2 separate regions of the Homo sapiens genome follow, and region 1 is linked to region 2. A link is a loop called in an ENCODE intact Hi-C map of the cell type or tissue named here. Cell type or tissue: PC-3. All regions are shown on one strand. Links, peaks and the distances in the headings refer to the core of each region. The heading gives the core; the rest is flanking DNA. Region 1 has its middle 36 kb from the start of ABHD17C. Region 2 overlaps ARNT2 (aryl hydrocarbon receptor nuclear translocator 2).

The links. A loop is a pair of places that touch in the nucleus more often than their neighbours do. Peaks named below come from ENCODE experiments on the same cell type or tissue, not always from the same donor. Only the 100,000 strongest peaks of a DNase experiment are listed, where the experiment ranks them.
Region 1: a loop joins it to region 2, with 8 times the contacts of the local background. A loop is called at or near these places in 6 of 110 quality-filtered maps.

Annotation. Positions count from the first base shown.
Region 1 is chr15:80,653,589-80,664,692 of GRCh38, forward strand. It overlaps the pseudogene RNU6-380P. Among named protein-coding and RNA genes, the nearest start is that of ABHD17C, 36 kb to the right of the region's middle. RefSeq lists an enhancer at 553-1,054. In PC-3, for the core only: a CTCF peak has its summit at 6,701; a DNase peak (open chromatin) is centred at 6,673; H3K27ac peaks cover 1,295 bases.
Region 2 is chr15:80,563,084-80,572,966 of GRCh38, forward strand. It overlaps ARNT2 (aryl hydrocarbon receptor nuclear translocator 2), which reads left to right. Exons shown (of 19, transcript NM_014862.4): 12 at 5-156. Among named protein-coding and RNA genes, the nearest start is that of ARNT2-AS3, 5.1 kb to the left of the region's middle. In PC-3, for the core only: a CTCF peak has its summit at 4,781 (motif pointing right); a DNase peak (open chromatin) is centred at 4,798; H3K27ac peaks cover 451 bases.

The DNA of each region.
Region 1 (11,104 bases), core at 1,861-9,860, 92 kb after region 2:
TTAAACCCATTACAGTAATTTTTGATGTTTAAGATTATGCAAATGAATTTTGATCTTTTCCAATAGGAATATGAACAGAAGGAATAAATAGGATATTTAATTTAAAAAAATACAAATGGCAAAAATCGTAAGAAGAAAACTTTAAATAAAAGCAGAATAAAACAACTAGTTACCATTTTTTAAAACTATAAGCATAGCATAGAAATTAAGCATGGAATAATTTAAATAACCAGCAATTCAAACAAGGCAAAGGTCCCCAAATGGGTAGATTGCTTAAATAAGTTATGATGAATTAAAGAGCTGTATGGATATGATCTTATCTTGGCAGAAATAGAATTATTTGAACATATATGCATATATATATATATATACATGTGTGATCTAAATAATATATGTTAATGTGTTAGTGAGAGTTAACATTACAGAGTGGGATTATGAGTTTTCTTTTTGTTCTTTTGCTTATCTGTACTTACATATTATAATGAAGATATAATGTTTTTATAACAAGAACTCTTCTCCCATCAACACCAAAAGTCTTGTATTTTTTGTGCATGAAAAGTTTTTTCTTACTTAAAATTATCAATTTATTTTACACTAATTATACCTGCTTTGCTTATTTGGCTTTGTTTCCACTTTGTGGACAGGAGTAAAGAGATGTCACTGTTTTAACATCTGTAAGATGGGGATAATACATAGCTCAGAAGGTTACTACCTATGTCCAGCAATAAACTCTTTGCTGTTTAAATCAAACCCCACTGTTGAATTTAGATTGTTTTGGCTGATGAGGGCCAGAAGAAGAGATCAAGTTACCTTCTTTGATCTCCATTGTCCCCTCCAAGCCACTCCAGCTTTCCTCCTTCCCTCACAACACTCAGCTGCTTCCAACTCATTCCTTCCAGCTATCTGACCTGGCACCTACCCGCTGCAGTCACCAGCTGATTTCCTGGTCTCTCCTGTATTCATGAAGGAATTGAATTGGCCTACTGGCTTGCTGTCTTCCTCTCTAACCTCATGTGGGCTTTAATTCTTGATGATTTCAGTCTCTAACTCTTCACTCCCTTAGCCCTTCAATTCCTTAACCTCCTTCCCTCTACCCTAGCACAATCCCCTCTTCCCATTGCCATACTCTAGACCAAGTACCCCTGGTAAATTCACCTTTTCTGAAAACTTCCTTTCAAACATCTTTCTCTCTTCCGAGCTTACTTTCTCTAATACCCCACTTCAACAATTATTAGACTAAATCCATTGATTTCCCCTCCTTCTTTTCCACATTAAATTTTCAATATCCCATTACTTCCCTCGTGTCTTCATTTCTCATCATTACAATCAGTTCCTTAAAATGCCTTCATCTCCCCTGTGCCTTTTTCCCCTTATCATATTTGCCTGGCAGAACTCCAACCCTGGTTGAATGCAACTTTTAGATTTCTTTGTACTTGCTTCCAATTATCTGACTGTCACCAGAGAAAAGGTGCAGAACCTGGGTGACTGGTTCAGCTTAGACTTCATAACCACAAACGAAACAGGTAACCAACACCACGTGGCAAGCCTGTTCCATTTCCTTAGTATATTTTCTTTTCTTTTCCCTCCATATCAAGTTGATGACCAGGTGCACCTTCAGAAGCTCTGTCCACTGAGAGGCTATCTATTCCCTTATGACTGTTTTCAGGGCCACTCCTGAGTGGGACAATAGTGGCGGCAGTCCATCTTTGGCTTGAACCAACATATTGAGCTGACTGATTCATGATCCAGTTTTGGATTTTTCCCTCCTCTATCAGAGGTTGTGGGGAACCTTCCCCAGGAGGTCATGGTGTGAGCAATTGCCTTGGTGCAACAGAAGTAAATAACGTAGTTAAAGCCATTATAGTAATTTTTGATTTTTAAGATTATGCAGATGAATTTTGATCTTTTCCAGTAGAAATATGAACAGAAGGAATAAACAGGATATTTAATTAAAAAATACAAATGGCAAAAATCATAAGAAAAAAGTTTAAATAAAGGCAGAATAAAACAACTAGTTACCATTTTTTAAACCTATAAGCATAGAATAGAAATTAAGCATGGAATAATTTAAATAACCAGCAATTCAAACAAGACAAATGTCCCCAAATGGATAGATTGCTTAAATAAATTATGATGAATTAAAGAGCTGTATGGATATATATATACACACACATATATATAATATATGGATATATATACATATATATAATATGTGTGTGTATATATATATACACATATATATAATATGTGTGTGTGTATATATATATATATATATATATATACATATATCTATACAGGTTCTTGCTCTGGCACTCAGGCTGGAGTACAGTGGCACAATCACAGCCCACTGCAGCTTTGAACTCCTGGGCTCAAGTGATCCGCTCACCTCAGTTTCCCAAGTAGCTGGGACTGCAGGTGCACACCACCACACCTGGCTAATTTTTTTATTTTTATTTTTTGTAGAGATGAAATCTCACTATGTTGCCCAGGCTGGCTCTGAACTCCTGGCCTCAAGCAATCCTCCTGCCTCAGCCTCCTAAAGTGCTAGGATTACAAGTGTGAGCCACCGCGCTTGGCCTAGTAGATGTCCTGTTTATAGAACTTACTTGTGCCCTCCAGACCCATCCAGGCCAGATTGCAAATGAACTATTTTCATTGTGCACTGCTGTTGTGCCCGTCCTACCTAATGACTTGGAGGGTGTGCCAGTGTCCAAACCCTGATGCATGGTCTCAAATGGGACCCTGTAGCACACAGGATCTGCTTCTCAAATGGTGACGAATTCTCTGCTGCAAATGGCATGGCCTTGCTCCAGAACCCTGGGGCGCTGTGCTGGACCCCCCTACCTCACAAAGTGTCCTTACCTACTATGAAATCCTCTGGTACAGTGGATTAATTACAGCAGTGATATGGTTTGGCTGGGTCCCCACCCAAATCTCATCTTGAATTGTAGCTCCCATAATTCCCATGTGTTGTAGGAGGGACCCAGTGGGAGATCATTGAATCATGGGGGCAGTTTCCCTCATACTGCTCTTATGGTAGTGAATAAGTCTCATGAGATCTGATGGTTTTATAAGGGGAAACCCCTTTCACTTGGCTCTCATTCTCTTCTCTTGTCTGCCACCATGTGAGACATGCCTTTCACCTTCTGCCATGATTGTGAGGCCTCCCCAGCCATGTGGAACTGTGAGTCCATTAAACCTCTTTCTTTTGTAAAATTGCCCTAGTCTTGGGTATGTCTTTATCAGCAGCATGAAAATGCACTAATACAAGCAATCACATGCTGCAAGTGGCAAGGCTGGTTGTATCACATCCCGAATCTAGATCAGAATTCTCTACTGCTCTGGGCTCTGGCCAAGAAGTCCCAGCCATTGGAATTCAGTCTCTCTTGTGGGACTGTGATAAGGCTCGGGAGGCACATGGGCAAGAAAATGAGAGGTGGAGACATTAGTTCCTGATTGCTCTTTTTTTGCTGTTCCCCCCCGCCTCAAAACTAGTATTTTTTTTTTCCATACAACATCTGTTTTCAGTGATGGCCCATCTCTTTTCTCCTTTGTAAATAGAGTGTACCTTTCCTTTGAGCTCTACCTCCAGGTATGTAATATTATGTGTATCCCACCCTGATCCTAAGAATGTTTCCGTTTAATGACTGACAGCACATTGAAATAGCTCATTCATCTAGGATATTCTTTTCAACATTTATTTGTATTGGATTTAGGAGGAACTTAGAATTCCTGTGTTAGCAGTTGGGAATGTAAAGTTAATTTTTTTGCCATCTGCCATTTCTTTAAAAAGTCTAGGCCAGCACTGTTGAATAGAAACACAAGGTGAGCCACATATATAAGTTTACATTTGCTAATAGCCACATTGCAAAAACAAACAAACAAACAAACAAACAAACAAACAGGTGGAAGCCAGGCAGCCAGGTGTTCAGGCATGTGTCTGTAGTCCCAGCTACTCAGAAGGCTAGGGTAGGGTATCGCTTAAGCCCAGGAAATTGAGGCTGCAGTGAGCCAATATCACACCACTGCACTCCAGCCTGGGTGACAGAGCAAGGCCCTGTCTCTTAAACAAACAAACAAACAAACAAAAACTTACAGAAGGAGCAGGATTGAAAAAAACTAAGTAAATAAATAGGGAGAGGGAAAGAGGTGAAGTCAATTTTAATTTTTTTTTTTTTTTTTGGGGAAGGAGTCTTACTCTGTCACCCAGGCTGGAGTGCAGTGGTGCAATCTTGGCTCACTGCAACCTCCACCTCCCAAGTTCAAGGGATTACCCAGCCTCAGCCTCCCTTGTAGCTGGGACTACAGGTGCGTGCCACCGTGTCCTACTAATTTTTGTATTTTTAGTAAAGATGGGGCTTTACCATGTTGGCCAGGCTGGTCTCAAACTCCTGACCTCAGGCGATCTACCCGCCTTGGCCTCCCAAAGTGCTGCGATTACAGGTGTGAGCCACCGTGCCTGGCCAATTTTAATATATTTAATCCAAGATATCTAAAATGTTTTCTTTTTTCCCCTTTATTTTTAAATTTTTTTAGAGACAGGAGTCTTGCTCTGCCTCCCAGGCTGGCGTGCTGTGGGGCAGTCATTGCTCACTGTAGCCTTGAATTCCTGGACTCAAGAGAACCTCCCATCTTAGCCTCCTGAGTAGCTGGGACTACAGACATGAGCCACCACGCCTGGCTTAAATATTTTCCACATTTTATCCTAGCCACCTTTCAAGAGCTTAATAGTTGAATGTGGCTAGCGGCTATCATATTGGAGAGTTCTGATCCAGACTCATTCCCAGTAATTCTTCATATCCACGCAGAACTTTAGAGGCTACAAAAATCCCCCTACACCTTCTCTAGTTTGTTTCTTGAAAATGTGATCAATGGATTTATGACCTCCCTGTTGGAGATCAGAAACTGAAGATCAGAGATATGAACTGATTTTCCCAAGATAACCCAGCCAGTCTGAAAGTAGCAGAGGTGGAACCCAGATCTGGCCATTCAGAGTCTAATTCTGTAATGAACAGAGCAGTAATTCCCAAACTTGTCTGTATATTCAAATCACTTGGAGATCTTTAAAATTTCCAAAGTCTAGCCACACCCTAGATGAATTAAATCACAAGATCTGGGGTGGGACACAGGCGTCATTAGTTTCTGAAGCTCCGTGATGGCGTCACTGGGCAGCCACTTTTGGGAATCACTGGTATACATTCTTGTTCCTCAAAGTGTGGCCCATGGACTCATAGTATCAGCATCACTGGGGAGCTCGCCTTGTCAGAAAGCCATCTTCTCAAACCCACCCCAGACCTACTGAATCAGAACCTACCTTTTAACAGGATCTTCCAGATGATTCCAGTGCATGATAAAGCTTGAGAACTCTAAAGCATAGCATACTCCTTTTAGGTGAAATAAAATATAGTCCAGTACATTTTCATTATGGAGTTTATTGAAAAAGGCAGTAACCATGGTTTCATATTGGTAGCCATTATGTTTTCATTAAATTAATATTATATAATTAGGGTGCTGCTTTCTTGGTTTTATTATGACTGTATTTCTGAATGATTATTATACACTCCCTTTCTATTGCACAGAATTGATGTAAGAAGACTAGGGAAATTGCCCTGAATCTCTTTCCATGCATTTCTCTCAACCTTTAAATGCACCTTTATTTAACAACAAAAGTTCAACTTTTTCCCCCTCATTCAATCAGCAGACTTTTACCAAGAACTTATACTGTATATGATGTTGAGAGGTGAGATGAGAAATAAAAAAAAAAACCACTTCAAGTCTTTTTGTATGTTTTCAAGAGGCTTACAGTTTGTAGCAAAAAGCTAGCACATGCACCCAAATGGCTGTAAAATAAGAGAACACAGGGCACACCATGAGGGTGTGTAGATAAGGTGCCCTGTGATTCAGGAATAGGAGAGGCCACTTCCTGCTACTAGGATTAGGGAAATTGCCATGAAGGAGGTGACCTTTGTGTTAAAGGATTTGGACATTCAGAGGGGAGGGAAGCTGTTTTTACAAGAGAGAACGACCTCCCAGGATGGCTTCAATCATTAGGTGAATACTGATATGTATTAGTCAGAATGCCTGGTAGTAAGGGACTGATATCCTACTCAACCTAGTTAAAGCTGGAAGGAAGATTTTGGGCTCAGAGAATCTACAGATGTGAACAATCAAACTGTGGAGAGGACTCTGGAACATTGGGAACCACAGACTCAAAAGCTTCCAGAACTCTTTCTTCCTATTTTTTTCTTTATGTCAGTTTCATCTTTTCTTCCTTTAGACTGGCTTTTTCAACATGAGAGAAGCATGGCTGCAAACCACTCCTGTCTATTTACATCCTACACCTTCCAATACCAGAGAGTGAAATCCCAGATTTTTGGTAACTGCTTCAAAATAATATGACGACGGAGGAAAAAGATGGATGTATGGCTGAACCAAGATAGGTCAATGAATCATTGTTGAAGCTGGGTATTACACAGATGGGAGTCTGTTATGCTATTCTGTTTGTTTGTTTTTTTAAGACCCAGGACAACACACTGAACATTATGCTATTCTGTAGACTTTTGTACATGCTGGATGTTTAAATTTTAAAAACATCCCCATGAAGCAATCATACTTAGCTTCTCTTGAGTCAGACACCTGCCTCTGGATCAGGCAACAGTGGCCAGGGAATGTGGTGATGGAGGAACTTGGCAGTTCCAAAGAGAGCCTCATGGTGGGGACTGTGAGGTAGGATAGAGGAGCTGTTCCTGGAATAAAGGAGGCTCTATTTCCAGAGGAAAGGAGGGAAGGCATCCAGGGCAGAGATGATTGATTTACAGTGACTCCACCTTGTTATTATCAGCCTCCATTTCTCTCTCCTGGGCTCTAGGCCCATATTTCTGAGAATCATCAGATTGTCCCAACTGGATGTCCCTGGGCACCTCTAAATTGACACATTTAAAATCAGACTCTTCATCATCTCGTGTTCCTGCAATGTTTTCATCTTCCACTCAGTACTCTAACCAGAAATTTCTGAGTCATGTTCAACTGATCCTGCTTCCTCACCATTCCCATATTTCAGTTTTGTCATATCTACTTCTGAAATAATTATTGACTCCATCCCTTCCTCCCTATTTCCAGCTTCGCTACACCAGGTCAGAAGTCTCCTAACCTCAAGGGCTCTGAAGTCCGCACCACCTCATACAAGACATCACAACTTTCTACAACACCTATTTAATCTTTTCATCCCTGGGCTTCAAGTCTTCAAGAATTTCTTGTGGTCTCATAACAAACATAAGGCATCATGAGCTTAAGCTCTTATAAGGTTGTTAAAAATCGGGTCTTAGATTACTTTTAAAGCTTTAAAGCTTCTCACCTCCCAATATCGTATACAGTATAAGTGCTCAGTAAAAGTCTGCTGATTGAATCAGGGGAAATGAAAGTTTAACTTTTGTTGGAAAGCAAAGGTGCAGTGTCATTTAAAGCCATTTATATTCATTAGGCTACACACAACATGCACATCTAATTCTCCTGTACTTTTGCTTATGGCTCTTCCTTCTACTAATTTATTAGTTATAATTAACAAGTAATTGTGTATTTTTGTGGAGTACAATGTAATGCTTTGATCTCCAATGTATGCATTGTAGAGATTAATCTAGCTCATTAACATATCAATCACTTTACCAACTTATCACTTTTTTGTGGTGAGAATATTAAACATCTATACTTTTAGCAGTTTTGAAATATACATTATTATTTCTTTTTTAATATTTTTTTTATTTTATTTGACTTTTTTTTTTTTGTTTTTTGACATGAGGTCTCACTCTGAGACCCAGACTGGAGTGCAGTGGTACGATCTCAGCTCACTGCAGCCTTGGTCTCCCAGGCTCAAGTGATCCTCTCACCTCAGCCTCCCAAGTAGCTGGGACCAAAGTCATGTGCCACCATGCCTGGCTAATTTGTGGTATATTTGGCAGAGGTGGAGTTTCACCATGCTGTCCAGGCTGGTCTTGAACTCCTGAGCTCAAGCAATCCACCCACATTGGCCTCTCAAAGTGCTGGGATTACAGGTATGAGCTACCGTGCCTGGTCCTGAAATATATGTTGTTATTAACTATAGTCACCATGCAATTCAGTAGATCACTATGTTATTTCTTATCTGTAGTCTAAATGAAAGTTTGTACCCTTTGACTAACAACTCCCCTTTCTCTATCCCTCCTTCTCTGTGAAGCCTCTGGTACCCACCCTTCTTTCTACTCTCCATTTGCATGTGATTGAACTTTTTTAGATTCCACATATAAGTGAGATGATACATTATTTGTTTTTCTGTGCCAGGCTCATTTCACTTAACATGATGTCCTCTGATTCCATTTGTGTTGTCTCAAATGACAGACATTCCTTGTTTTTTAAAGGTTGTATATAGTATTCCATTGCGTGTGTATATACCACATTTTCTTTATTCATTCATCCACTGCTAAACAGTTAGGTTGCTTCCTATCTTGGCTGTTGTGAATAATGCTGAAATAAACAGAGGTGTGCAGATGTCTTAGATGTTCCAATTCCAATTCCTTTGGATATATACCCAGAAACAGAGTTGCTGAGTCATATGGTAATTCTATTTTTGGTTTTTTGAGGAACCTCCACATTATTTTCCAAAATGACTGTACTTGCTCCTTCTTGATTATGGACACATTGGCTCAATTCTACAAGATTGGGCTTAAAACTCACCTCCTTCATGAAAAGCCTCTGACTTCTTCAGTAGTCACTTCCTCTTTTGTGCTCTTAGACGACCTTTTAGTATGGCACTTCTAATGCCATGCAGTAATTATCCTTTTTTTTTTTTTTTTTTGCCTTCTTATCCTCCTCCCTGGCAAAAGCCCAATTTTAATCATCATGATGTATCTCTTGTACATAATGCAACAAAAAAACATTTAAAAAATAAATTTGAAAGCTACAACACAGAATAATGGGCCCTCTTGGTTACAAGGGATCCCAGCATTCTAGTTCAGCCACCTGTGACAGATTAGACTTTGACATAATCAGCTCCAGTGAAGGGAACTCTCTCCTGAGGGAGCCCATTCTATTTTTGGAGAACTTTTGTAAGGTCCCTCCTTGTACTGACCCTTGAATCCTTCTCTCTGCAATTCTTGCCAATTAGTCCAAGTTCTAGTTCTTGGAACCTCCTGAATGACTATTGGACTTCAGAAATCAGCTCTCCTGTTCTTCAAACTAAACATCAAACATTCTTTCAAGAACTGCTCACAAGGCACAGGTTGAATTTCTAAGCTTCTGCACATGCTTCAGCTTGTCTCAATCTCTCTGTATATGTGGCTCCAGAATTGTGTATGATAACAGGTGTGGTCTGATTGGGAACAGGACATCAACAAGGAAGTCTCATGAGTAAGAAGACTCGTGAGCAATATTGAAGGCACGGCTGATGTTGTGCAATGAGATACCAATTTCCACAGCCAAGCACAGCAGCCCATGATGAAGAACAAAGGAGACAGGTGTTTGTGTTTTTATTTATTTTGAGATAGGGTGTTGCTCTGTCACCCAGGCTGAAGTGCAGTGGTATAATCACGGCTCACTTCAGTGTCAACCTCCTAGGCTCAGGTGATCCTCCTCCCATCTCAGCCTTCCAAGTAGCTGGGACCACAGGTGTACGCCACCATGGCCAGCTAATTTTTTTCATTAATATGTTTTATAGAGACATGGGTTTTACATGTTGTTCACACTGGTCTCGAACTCCTGGGCTCAAGCGATCCTCCCACTTCCTCATTCCTAAGTGCTGGGAGGGATTACAGGAGTGAGCCACTGCACCTGGCCTGCTTGTGTTTATTCAGGGCTACAGATTGGCAAGGTAAGAATAGTGAAGGATCACAGAAAAGGAACCTCTCTGGAATTCCATTTCATCCATTTATATCATGTTCTTCACACTGTCATCTTGAGAGCAGTCCCCTCATTCTTCAAAGACTTCGTCATCTAAAGTGAATTTGTTCAGACTTTCCTCTGTAAGTTTTCAGAAGTTATTGATTTTTAAAAAATCTATCCCTTCTTCTTATTTGATGTGGCAAAGAGAAAGACACTTTTCACATTATTTTCCTAACAATATGTTGCTTAAAATTTGATAAACTAGTAATTCTTTTGAAATTACACGAGGAAACAAAATAAACCTTATCTCATTAGATTTAAAAAGAATAAAATAGTGCTCACTTCAGCAGCACATATACAAAAATTGGAATGATACAGAGAAGATTAGCATGGACCCTGCATGAGTATGATACACAAATTTGTGAAAAATAAAAATAAAAACATAAAATGGAGTGTCCAAGTCACCCATGATTGGTGTTGTTCTGTAAACATGGGAGAATCAGACTCCAGGGCAGGGTGCCATGAAAGAAGGAATGGGCTTCATGGATCTCTATTCTTCACTGTAAGATTATGGGGGGTGGGGGGTGGGAGCTGGGGATCAGGGAGATGTGTGGAACTCTCCCTTCCTGGAGTGCCCATTTCAAAATTAAAGCAGGAGCAATTTGTTAGACATAAAGAAGAAATTTCTGACGATCGGGGTCTCCAAATATTGGAACACTTCAACAACACGAAACATCAACATTCTGTGAAACAGCAAACTGACACATGACTAGGGAAGGAATGTCCCTCAAGAGGGTCAAGATTAATATTCGTGTCCTGGAGATAGGGCGTCCAGATCAGAAGGGCTTTAGATTGAAATTAGAGGAGGAGACAAACACCTAGATAGACTTGTGAAACCAGTTGCTATGGAAGACAGGTGTGACTTCTACAGGAAGAGCCTTATTTTGTAAATGATATGTGCAACCTCCACTGCCTACATAATAACGTGTATTTCACTGGTAATAATGTGGACGTGAGATATAATATAGTATAGTACAAACAGTCTTAGGAGGATAAGGTTACTTCGTCTGATAGGAATTCAAGAGAGGAATATGGGAATTAAAATACTTCTATAAGTCAGGCAAGGTGGCTCATGCCTGTAATCCCAGCACTTTGGGAGGCTGAGGCAGGCATGGTGGTGGGCACCTGTAGCCCCACCTACTCAGGGGGCTGAGATGGGAGTATCACTTGAGCCTGGGAAGTTGAGGCTGCAGTG
Region 2 (9,883 bases), core at 1-8,000:
TCAGGTGGTTAAGCTGAAAGGCCAAGTCCTGTCGGTCATGTATCGATTTCGCACCAAGAACCGGGAGTGGATGTTGATCCGCACCAGCAGCTTCACATTCCAGAATCCCTATTCTGATGAGATTGAGTACATCATCTGCACCAACACCAACGTCAAGTACGTACACTGCCATTTCCCTCTCCTGGAATCCACATGCGCTTGCTTGGGTCCAGAGCTGGCAATTTTATTTGGAGTTCTTTCTCCCTGCCGGCTCTCCCTGCAGCTGGAAATCCCTGTAGGATTAAGAATAGAGGAGACTGTAGGTCCCCATCACTGTCTCCCTCCCATGTTCCTCCTTCTCATTTCCCTCCTGATTTGTGAGAAACAAAAGAATGAGTGATAATCATGACACTCCCTTCCCTTCGGTGCAAGGTGCTCCAGTTTCTGCTCCTCTTTTCTTCCCCCTGAGCATGGACCTCAGCCAACTGGAGCTCTGCTGGGCCCCGCCTTGTTGCTCCCTGTTGCAGCAGCTGCTTGTGCCTGGTTTCTTGGTCCTACCGAAGCCGGGGGTGGAGGAAGGGAGGCTGAGCCTCTTGGCAGCTCTAGGGAATGGGACAGGTGGCCTGGGTGTAGGCACCTCAAGGACACATGATTTCCCTGCTGCCCAGCCGTGGAAGCATTCCTCCCTGCCCAGGGTCCGAGGATCCCAAGATCTCTGCTGGAATCACCACTCCTGTGTTCCATGCATGTTAGCAGACCTCACACCACTTCCTGGCTGTGCGTCCTTGAACAAGTCACTTCCTCTCTTCACCTCCCTCATAAGGTTGCTGTAAAGATTAAATGAAGTCAAGCTACAGGCCAGACACTTGGTTCAACTTCCAGCACAGTGAGCATGACCTTGAACAGGTCATGCCTCCTCTGCATTTAATCTCAAGGAAATACAAGGCCAAGGAACCAACACAAAGACATTTGGACAAAAGGATGTCCAAGCAAACGCAAGCATGTGGAAGCCATGGCCAGTGTGTCGGGAGGACTGTAGCATGCAAGGGTATGAGATGAGGCTGGCATCCGGAGAACTGTCCCCATGTCTCACCATCGTAGTCAGTGGCACCAGCATCCATCATTTTCCCCAGTTCAGCACTCAGTCGGGGGACCTGTTTCCAACCCTACCACCTCTTCTTCCTCATCTGCTGACATCCCTTCTCGGTAGCCTCCCTGGGATTCTGAAGCCTCCAGGCGGTCACCACAGCCTACTGGCACTCTCAGAACTTGCCTGGCTCTGCCCTCTGTTGCCGTCTCTGAGCCCCTTGGATTTGGGAGTTCCCATCTGGGCCCCACAAAGTAACCTTCTTTCCAGGCAACACCACCCTCTGAGTCCTCAGCCTCTGCCCTGCTCCTGGGCCAGAAGTCACAGAGCTGGACAGACAAGCCCATGAGAGAACCCTCAGAGGGCCAATGACCTGGATTTTTTTTTTTAATTTTAGATTCAGGGGTTACATATGCAGGTTTGTTACATGGATATATTGCATGATGCTGAGGCTTGGACTTCAGCTGAATCCATCACCCAAAGGGTGAACATAGCTCCCAATAGGTGATTTTTCACCCCTTCCCTCCCTCCCACCCTCCCTCTCTAGTAGTCCTCCCAGTGTCTATTGTTCCCATCTTTATGTCTGTGAGTACCCAATGTTTAGTTCCCACTTAAAGGTGAGAACACGCGGTATTTGGTTTTTTGATTCTGCATTCATTCACTTAGGGTAATGGATTCCAGCTGCATCCATGTTGCTGCAAAGGACGTGGTTTTGTTCTTTTTAATGGCTGCATATTTTGTGTCATTTATGTACCACATTTTCTTCTTCTTCTCCTTTTTTTTTTTTTAAATTGAGACAGAATCTCACTCCGTCACCTAGGCTGAGGTGCAGTGGCACTATGGGCTCATTGCAGCCTCGACTTCCTGAGCTCAGGTGATTCTCCCACCTCAGCCTCCCGAGTAGCTGGGACTACAGGCACACACCACCACGCCTGGCTGATTTTTTTGTATTTTTAGCAGAGATGGGGTTTTGCCATGTTGCCCAGGTTGGTGTCAAACTCCTGGACTCAGGCAATCTGCCTGCTTTGGCTTCCCAAAGTGCTGGGATTACAGGTGTGAGCCACCATGCCCAGCCCACGTTTTCTTTATTCAGCCCACCGTTGATGGGCACCTGGATTTGTTCCTTGTCTTTCCTATTAGGAATAGTGTTGCAATGAACCTGCAAGTCCAAGTGTCTTTTTGGTAGAACAATTTATTTTCCTTTGAGTATATACCCAGTAATGCAGTAATGGGATTGCTGGGTTGACTGGTAATTCTGTTTTTAGCTCCTTGAGAAATCTCCAAACTGCTTTCCACAGTGGCTGAACTAATTTACATTCCCATCATCAGTGTGTGAGCATTCTCTTTTCTCTGCAACCTTGCCAGCATCTGTTTTTGTTTTTGTTATTGTTTTTTTTTTTTTACTTTTTACTAATAGCCATTCTAACTGGTGTGAGATGGTATCTCATTGTGGTTTTGATTTGCATTTCTCTGGTGGTTAGCGATGATGAGCATTTTTTTCATTTGTTTGTTGGCTGTTTCTGTGTCTTCTTTTGAGAAGTATCTTGTTCATGTCCTTTGCCCACTTTTTAATGGGATTTGTTTTTTTCTCATTGATTTGTTTAAATTCCTTGTGGATTCTGGATATCATGTCTTTGTCAAATGCATAGTTGGCAAATATTCTCTCCTATTCTGTAGATTGTCTGTTTACTCTATTGATAGTTTTGTTGTGGTTGTGTTTGTTTGTTTTTTCTGTGCAGAAGCTCTTTAATTAGATGATGACCTGCATTCCAACCCCAGCTCCCAACTGGGCAAGTCACCTACTCTTTCTAAGCCTCGGTTGCTTCATCTGTAAAATGGGGAGAATGACAGAACGTACTGGCCCAGAAGCATAGAATTTTTCTGCAGATTCTGCATGGAGCTACTGCATATGAAGCACTCTACTGTGATAGCAGGCAGAGTCGGCCCCGGTAAAAGTGGTCTGCAGTAACTATCACTGAGATTGTCAACAGCACCAGCAGCAGCAACCCTGCCACCCTTTGCAGCGACTTGGCAGTTTCTTGGGCCAGCTCTTGCCTGCAGCCCTAGATTATGTTTGGTCTTCTAAATGCCCTGCCTGCCTTCTTCCTCTAACTCTGGGCAGATCACCTTGCCTTCCAACAAACAGAGACACCAGGACCCTCCTGGTGATTCTCTTCCTGTTCATGAGTGTATCTATCTCAATGCCCTCCTCTCCTCCATTTCTGGCATCTAGCAGAGGCAAAGCCTCCTCCTTCCAGGGCCAAACTCTGCACCTTCTTCATCTCCCTGCACGTCCCTGGACTCCCGTGACCCTCCCTTCTTGTCTCATCCTCCTTGTTGGCTCCTTCTTGGGCTTTCACATAGGCACCTGACTTCCTGATCTCGGAGAATCCCTGTCTGGCCAACCCACCAAAGCTCCCCTCCCACCTGGCCCTGCCAGACGTGTCTGTGGGAACCTCCTTCTTCACCATTCATCTGTTGTTAGCACCTTACAGCCTGGCTTTGGCCCTGAAGGTATTGAAATTGTTGTCCCAGCAGCCTCGGATAACTCATATGAAATAACCTGTTCTCACTGGTCATTCTACCCAAACTCTGTCCAACCAGCTCCTCTTTGTTAATGTCACCCTTGGCTGACTTGATATTCTGATTCTTTTTTTACCTTTGCCTTCTAGTCAAGACGTTCTTGGTTGTAAGTAGAGCAGGAACAAATGTACTAAGTCATAGTTCCAGGTGTGCAAAAAGATAATACTATTTTACTATTTTCTATTCTGATTTTATCTAGTGAAACTCAGTTAGCTTGGCCAAATTAAGGATGTTTTATTGTCTCACTTCTCCCAACATGGGAAAAGGGTGGTTCTTCTTTACTCAGGAAGCAGAGAGGTACCACCTCTGTGCCAGGCTCATGTGTGGCCCGGCCTTGAAGAAAATAGGGAAGCTTGAGAAACGGGAGTAAAGGTAAGCAGGGCTCAGGATTCCATGGTGCTTCCTTTGTTCAACAGATGGGTTATGGAGGGTGCTGAGCATGGGCCTTTCAGGAGCTCTTGAGACAGGGTAACAGGATGTGCTCACTGACCTGAAGGAGCCAGGTGCAGGGCGGTGAGAGCCCCAAAGGGAGAGGAGGAGGAAAACACCATCCTGGATCTGCTTAGCATCTGTTCAAGACATAGCTTTAAATGCCAGCCTGGATCTGCTTAGCATCTGTTCAAGCCATAGCTTTGTCCCAGGCTCATACCTCCTGTCATGGCCCCTTGCTCCAGCCACTCCAGGCTAAGACTTGAGCTCCCATAACGTTCTTGAGCTCCAAGAACGTAAGAAGGGGCAGACGGGAGGGACAGGTAGAATGCAATGGGGGCAGAGAATAAATACTTCCCCGCAGGGCCTCGGAGAAAGCATCCCCAGGAGGTAGCACTGCAGTGGGGTTTGCAAGAAAAGTAAAGATCCCCCTGTGAAAACCAGCCCCCTGGCTGAGGTTTTGCTTTATTTTTCTGAAAGTCAGGCAGCACTGAGAAAACAGAAAAGCCATCTTGTACAGGGGGTGGCCTACGTAGTTCCTCCAGACAACTGCTTTTGCAGCTTGTGAGGTTACACGGATCAGGATGCCCCCTCAGGGCACAGTTACACCAGAAGCCTCAATCTGTGTCTCTGAACTGAAAGGTCCTACACTGGTGAAGTTGGTTGGAAAAGTCTACTGTGGACGGTAGAGGGCAGTGACAATCAGGGATGTGAACTGGCCAGCTCTTTTTTGAATTTGTGAGGCGAAACTTTGCCAGCAGTAGGCAGACTTGTTATGGAAAGATCCTTAAATGCTCTGTGCTGAGGGGAGGGGATGGCGAGGGTGGAGTGTGGGCAATTTGCAAGCTCGGTTGCTTTCAGTCAAAAGCATCCAAAAGAAACTTCCTGGAGAAACTGAGTGTTTAATGTTGAACATTTGTGTAAAGCCACTACAAAGAAGACCTCTTTATCATCCTTGCTTTTTTTCCTGTTCCATCAAATATGGAATGAGGTCCAGAAAAACACAGACTGATTTAACGTGCTGGTCACACAGCACAACTTTGAAACGTGCCTTGGCACTGGGGGGCCAAGACTCATTTGGGGCTGTTTGTTAGCTTGAGTCATTTCAGCGTTTTTACATGGGCACGACCTAGCTGCTGTGCTTTCTTCATTTCTGACATCTTTTTAGGGGAGTGATCTGAAGTTATCTCTTTGTGTCTGTTCAGGCCAAGTCCTATTTCCTGTCACAGCATTGTTCCAACGTTGTCATAACCACACCTGTTGGTCGTGCTCGTGTATGTGTGTGTGTGTGCATGTGTTTTTAAAACCCCAGAATGCCCAGAATCATGACGGAGTCTCTCTCGAGCTGACTCACCATCACGTCTCCTTCGTCATGCTTAGCAGTGGCCACCTGGTTGGTCCTAGGCAGGCAGTGGAGCATAGGGGTGGGTACAAATGAAGTCAAAGGAAGGCTGCTTTCCTGGTCTCTGCAGAGCGTAGAGGCAGTAAGGGGCTGAAACAGCCAGTCACCAAGCCCCAGATCTGGGAGCTATCCTGGATCCCTCCCTCTCATTCACCTCAACAGGCAACCTGGCACAGAACCAGAGCCCCACAGGTTCTACCTGCGATTCTCTCTAGCGCATCTCCTCCTCTGCCTCTTTGGCCTTGCCTCAGTTGAGGCCTTTGCCGTCTCACAAGTGATCATCGGTCTTCCTGACCATCTCCCCTGCCTTCCATCAGGCCCCTGCTGAGCCAGTCCACGTGGCCCAGGAAGTGAGCTCTAACACACACACACGCGCACACACACGCGCGTGCACACACATGCTTGACTGGACCGTGCTGCTCCCTGCCCTGATCGAATCAATTCCAAACCCTGTAACAAGTATTTCGAGTCCTTCACAATAGGCATGCAGATGGTGCTCAGTCAGGGTGGATATTATTAGCCTCCATCCCCAGACGCCTCCCAGTGTGCTTCCAGTTACTCCCAGGGACATGATTCCAGCTACCTCAGAATGCCCGCTTCATGGCTTCTTGCTCACTTACTCAGGCTGAGTAAAAACCCCTGTCCAGGGAGCATCAGGGAAAATTGACAGCATCTGCCCGGACTCCTGCACCTCGCCGGCAGGAAGCCGCACTTGATGCATTCACTTTCTACTCCTCAGCCGTTGTAGCCCAGCTAATGGAGGGCAGCACTGGCTGTGGTAGGAACCCACTTCCCTCGCATGTGCTGTCAGTCAGTTTTCTCCTGAGCAGCCCTGCTTTCTCCTTCTCTGGAATTTGCAAGCACACCGAGGTTTATTTTTATACCATTGCCGTGAAATGTCTGAGAAAACTCCCCAGGGCTCTTCTCAGGATGGGGCAGCCTGCAGGTCAGCACTTTCTCTTCCACACATGCTCAGCTATGGAAGCAGAAACCCAAAGGTTGTGGGATGGAGATGCTGATGTTCCGACCACAGAGCCAGAGCAGTTAGGGTCCTGGGGATTTGCCAGCCATACCTGCGACCTAATTTTTCTGCTTCCCAGTGAAAGGAGCTTTTTCTGGTCTAGGAGCCCAAAGAGGAACAGAACTGAAAGCAAACCCCCGGCCTAATACCAAGAACCCTTATCACAGCCTTTATCCACATTAGAAACATGGGCCTTCCCCAAACACAGACCTGCACCAAGGTGTGTGAGTGGAGAGGGCCAGGTTTGTGCCCCACTTCGCCCCTTGGCCAGGCATCCGGGGCACAGCTACACAACTGCGCACAGTGGTCCCTGTCCTGTCTCTGAGATTCTGGGCCTGGGCCAGAGAATGGTTCATGGATTGCTGCCATCATGGGGAGTTCACTGCTTCAACCCCACAAAAGTCCCAAGGAACAGATTTTTCTCTTTCCTGTGGCTCAAGATGCCCAAGGTACTAGAATGGGAGACATGGAATAATTGTCCTTGTTATAGCCATGGGTATTTCTCTTGGGCTGGGGCAGCAGCCTAGGCCAGAGTAAAAAGACCGCAAGGCCAACAGCCAGACAGACTTGGGTTTGAGTCATATGTGTTCCATATTCTTGCCATGTCACCCGGATGTACCCTTTACACATCAATTACATTCTAGCCATGTCGCCCTGGATGCATCATTTACATTCTAACTGTTACTCTGGACCCATAGTTCACACCCTGGACACTTACATCTACACTTTCCTCATATGTCTCAGTTGCTTTATCTCTAAAATGAGGATACTGCAGAGATGTGAAAATATTGACAAAGTGCTGGCCATCAGTCCTACATTAAGTGGAAGGTGACGGTGCCCCCAAGGTGTGAATCAAAGCAAAACATAACAAAAGCCATAAAGTAAGAATAAGAGAGTAGAGAAAGTAATGCTTTTTTTTTCTATTGATTATACTGATTCATTTTTCAATTTCTGAAATATCAATTTGTTTGGAAAATTATTTCTAGTGCTCCCACTTTGCTGGTCTAACAAGTGTGGGCTGAGACTGCCTGGTGGGAGATCACATGCTTTTGGTTTTATCCTTTTCCTTTTATCTGGGCTCCCACACCGACATTAGGAGGCAGACTGTACCCTTGGATAGAACCTTGTTCTTCCTGAGGCGTCATCTTAACTCACCACACTGTAATTGCTTGCCCACGCCTGTCTTTCCCTGGAGACTGTCAGTTCCATGAGGGCAGGGATCTTGTGGGTTCTGAGCAATCAGTCTGTCCCCGGTGCCTGGCAAAAGAGTTCCGTACAGTTCACTGAATGAATGACTCTTCTGGGCTGAATTCGAAACAGAATGTTCTCAGGGTCCTCCAACTGGGGTTCCCTTCAAGGAGGCCTTCCCTTATGGTGGGGACACACACACACCAGGGCCATCAGCACAGACGGCATGGCCAGAGGAGGAAATGGCGTTCAGATCATACATATTTTATAATGCCGAGTAAAAGAGTTTAGAAACAGAATCCAACTTATTTTGTGTTTCTCCAGGGGCAGAAGTTGTTCCCCAGATGAAAGTTATAGGGAGGTACATTTCAGCTCCTTAGGGGTCAGGCTTTTTATAAGTATTTCTGTCTGCAAATGGATCAGGCTGCCCCAAAACGTAGTGAGCTCTCTAGCAGAGAAAGTCAAGCAGAGACTGACCAGTTGCCTGTCAAAAGAAATGATGTACTGGGGGTTGCTGTTATCAGAGGAGCTGTGGACCAGATCACTTGTGTGCATTTGCTTCTTAGGAGCTGAGGAGAGTTGGTAAATAGCAATGCATCTTTTGTGTAATCCAAACAGCCTACACTTGGAATGAGAAAATCTAGTCTTGCTCAGTCTTCACCACTTACCAGCCTGGTGATTGTGTTTCTACCACACACAGTTGGTGCACCCTCTGCCTTGCCTGTTTGCCTGGGAGGAAGATTGAAGTTAACCATTGTGGAAAGGGCCAAATGGGATCCCTTGATCTCTGTCCTGGTTAAGTTTGGCCAGTGGAGGGACTGGCTGGAAACAAAGGAACAAGAGTGGAAGAGTAAAAGGTATTAGGCAGCCTTGCTCACCACGGCTCTCACAGGTCTGATAGCTGCTCACTCCCCCTGTCCCTTTGGCCCTAGGGATGGTCATGGCTTCCTGTTGTTGCTAGCCTAGGGGCTCTTCACCATCCTAGTATAACAACTATGAAAGCTTTTCCTTTCCCAAATGGGGCAGACAGCAAAGCACCTTGAAATCAGAAGTATCAGGTCAGTCCTTGGCTCTGTTCTGTGATAGCCACTTGCCAGTTGGCCAACTTTGACAACCACTTAACCTCTTTGAACTTCAGTTTCTTAACTTTAATATGGGGGTGAAGTAACCACTCTGAAAGCTTAGTGTGAGGATTGGATGAGATAATGTAAACACCTGTCCATTTATGGCCACACCTGTTAAGTAGCCCCTTCCCTAAACCTTCTTTAATCATCCCTTTTGAGGGTGCCATCTATTTTCTGCAAACCTCTAGCATCTCTGGGCCTCAGTTTCCTCATGCGGAAAGGGAATTAAAAAAAAAAACAAACCTATTTCCAAGGTGACTGTGAGCCTAAGGTGAGTTAGGATGAATGCAGGCACCTAGCAGGGGGCCAGGGCAAATGCACAGGGGCGGGTGCAGGTGTTACCTCTGCCTTCCTTCCACGGTGGCCACACACCACCTTCTCCTGGATGGGGGCCTCCAGATTCTCACCAAGCCTGTGCTTTTGCTGATAGTTACAATTTTGTTACAGTTTTTGTTACAGTTTGTTTACAGTTTTGTTACAGTGTTCCAGCCATGCATTCCTGGTGGTTCCTCCCCAGGAAGCTGGTCTACCTTCCACACCTGCTCCTCCCCACCAGCCACTTCCTCATCCTAGATAACAAAGGCTTCCTCTCCCACCCTCCCCTCTCTTCCTACCCACAGAATATCTAGCCAGCCCTCCTTGCATCCCAGACCCAGATGAGGGGAGGTGGCCTGTGGGCAGTTCCTCCATGGGGTTCCCCACCACCCAGTCCAGGACACAGCCATGGGTGAAAAAAGTGGGACCACGAACGTGTCAGAGGAGACCCACTGTGATCCTTCTTGTTTCAAAATAGACAGTGGACGTAAACAAAGGAAATCCATAACCTTCCTAATTAATGCAGACACTTGAGAGATTGTTTTTCTTGGTGTTAAATTTTGCTCACCCACATAGTTTGTGGCCATAATTGCAGCGTGCATAATATATTGTGCTGCACTTGAACTTTTCCACACCTTTCATCATACCTTCCTGTGTTTCCAGACGATCTTCACAGTGGTTGCTGTCAGTGCTGTGGAATAGTCACTCAGGAAATTAATATTCAGGATTTACAAAGTCACTCCTGATTACAGCCA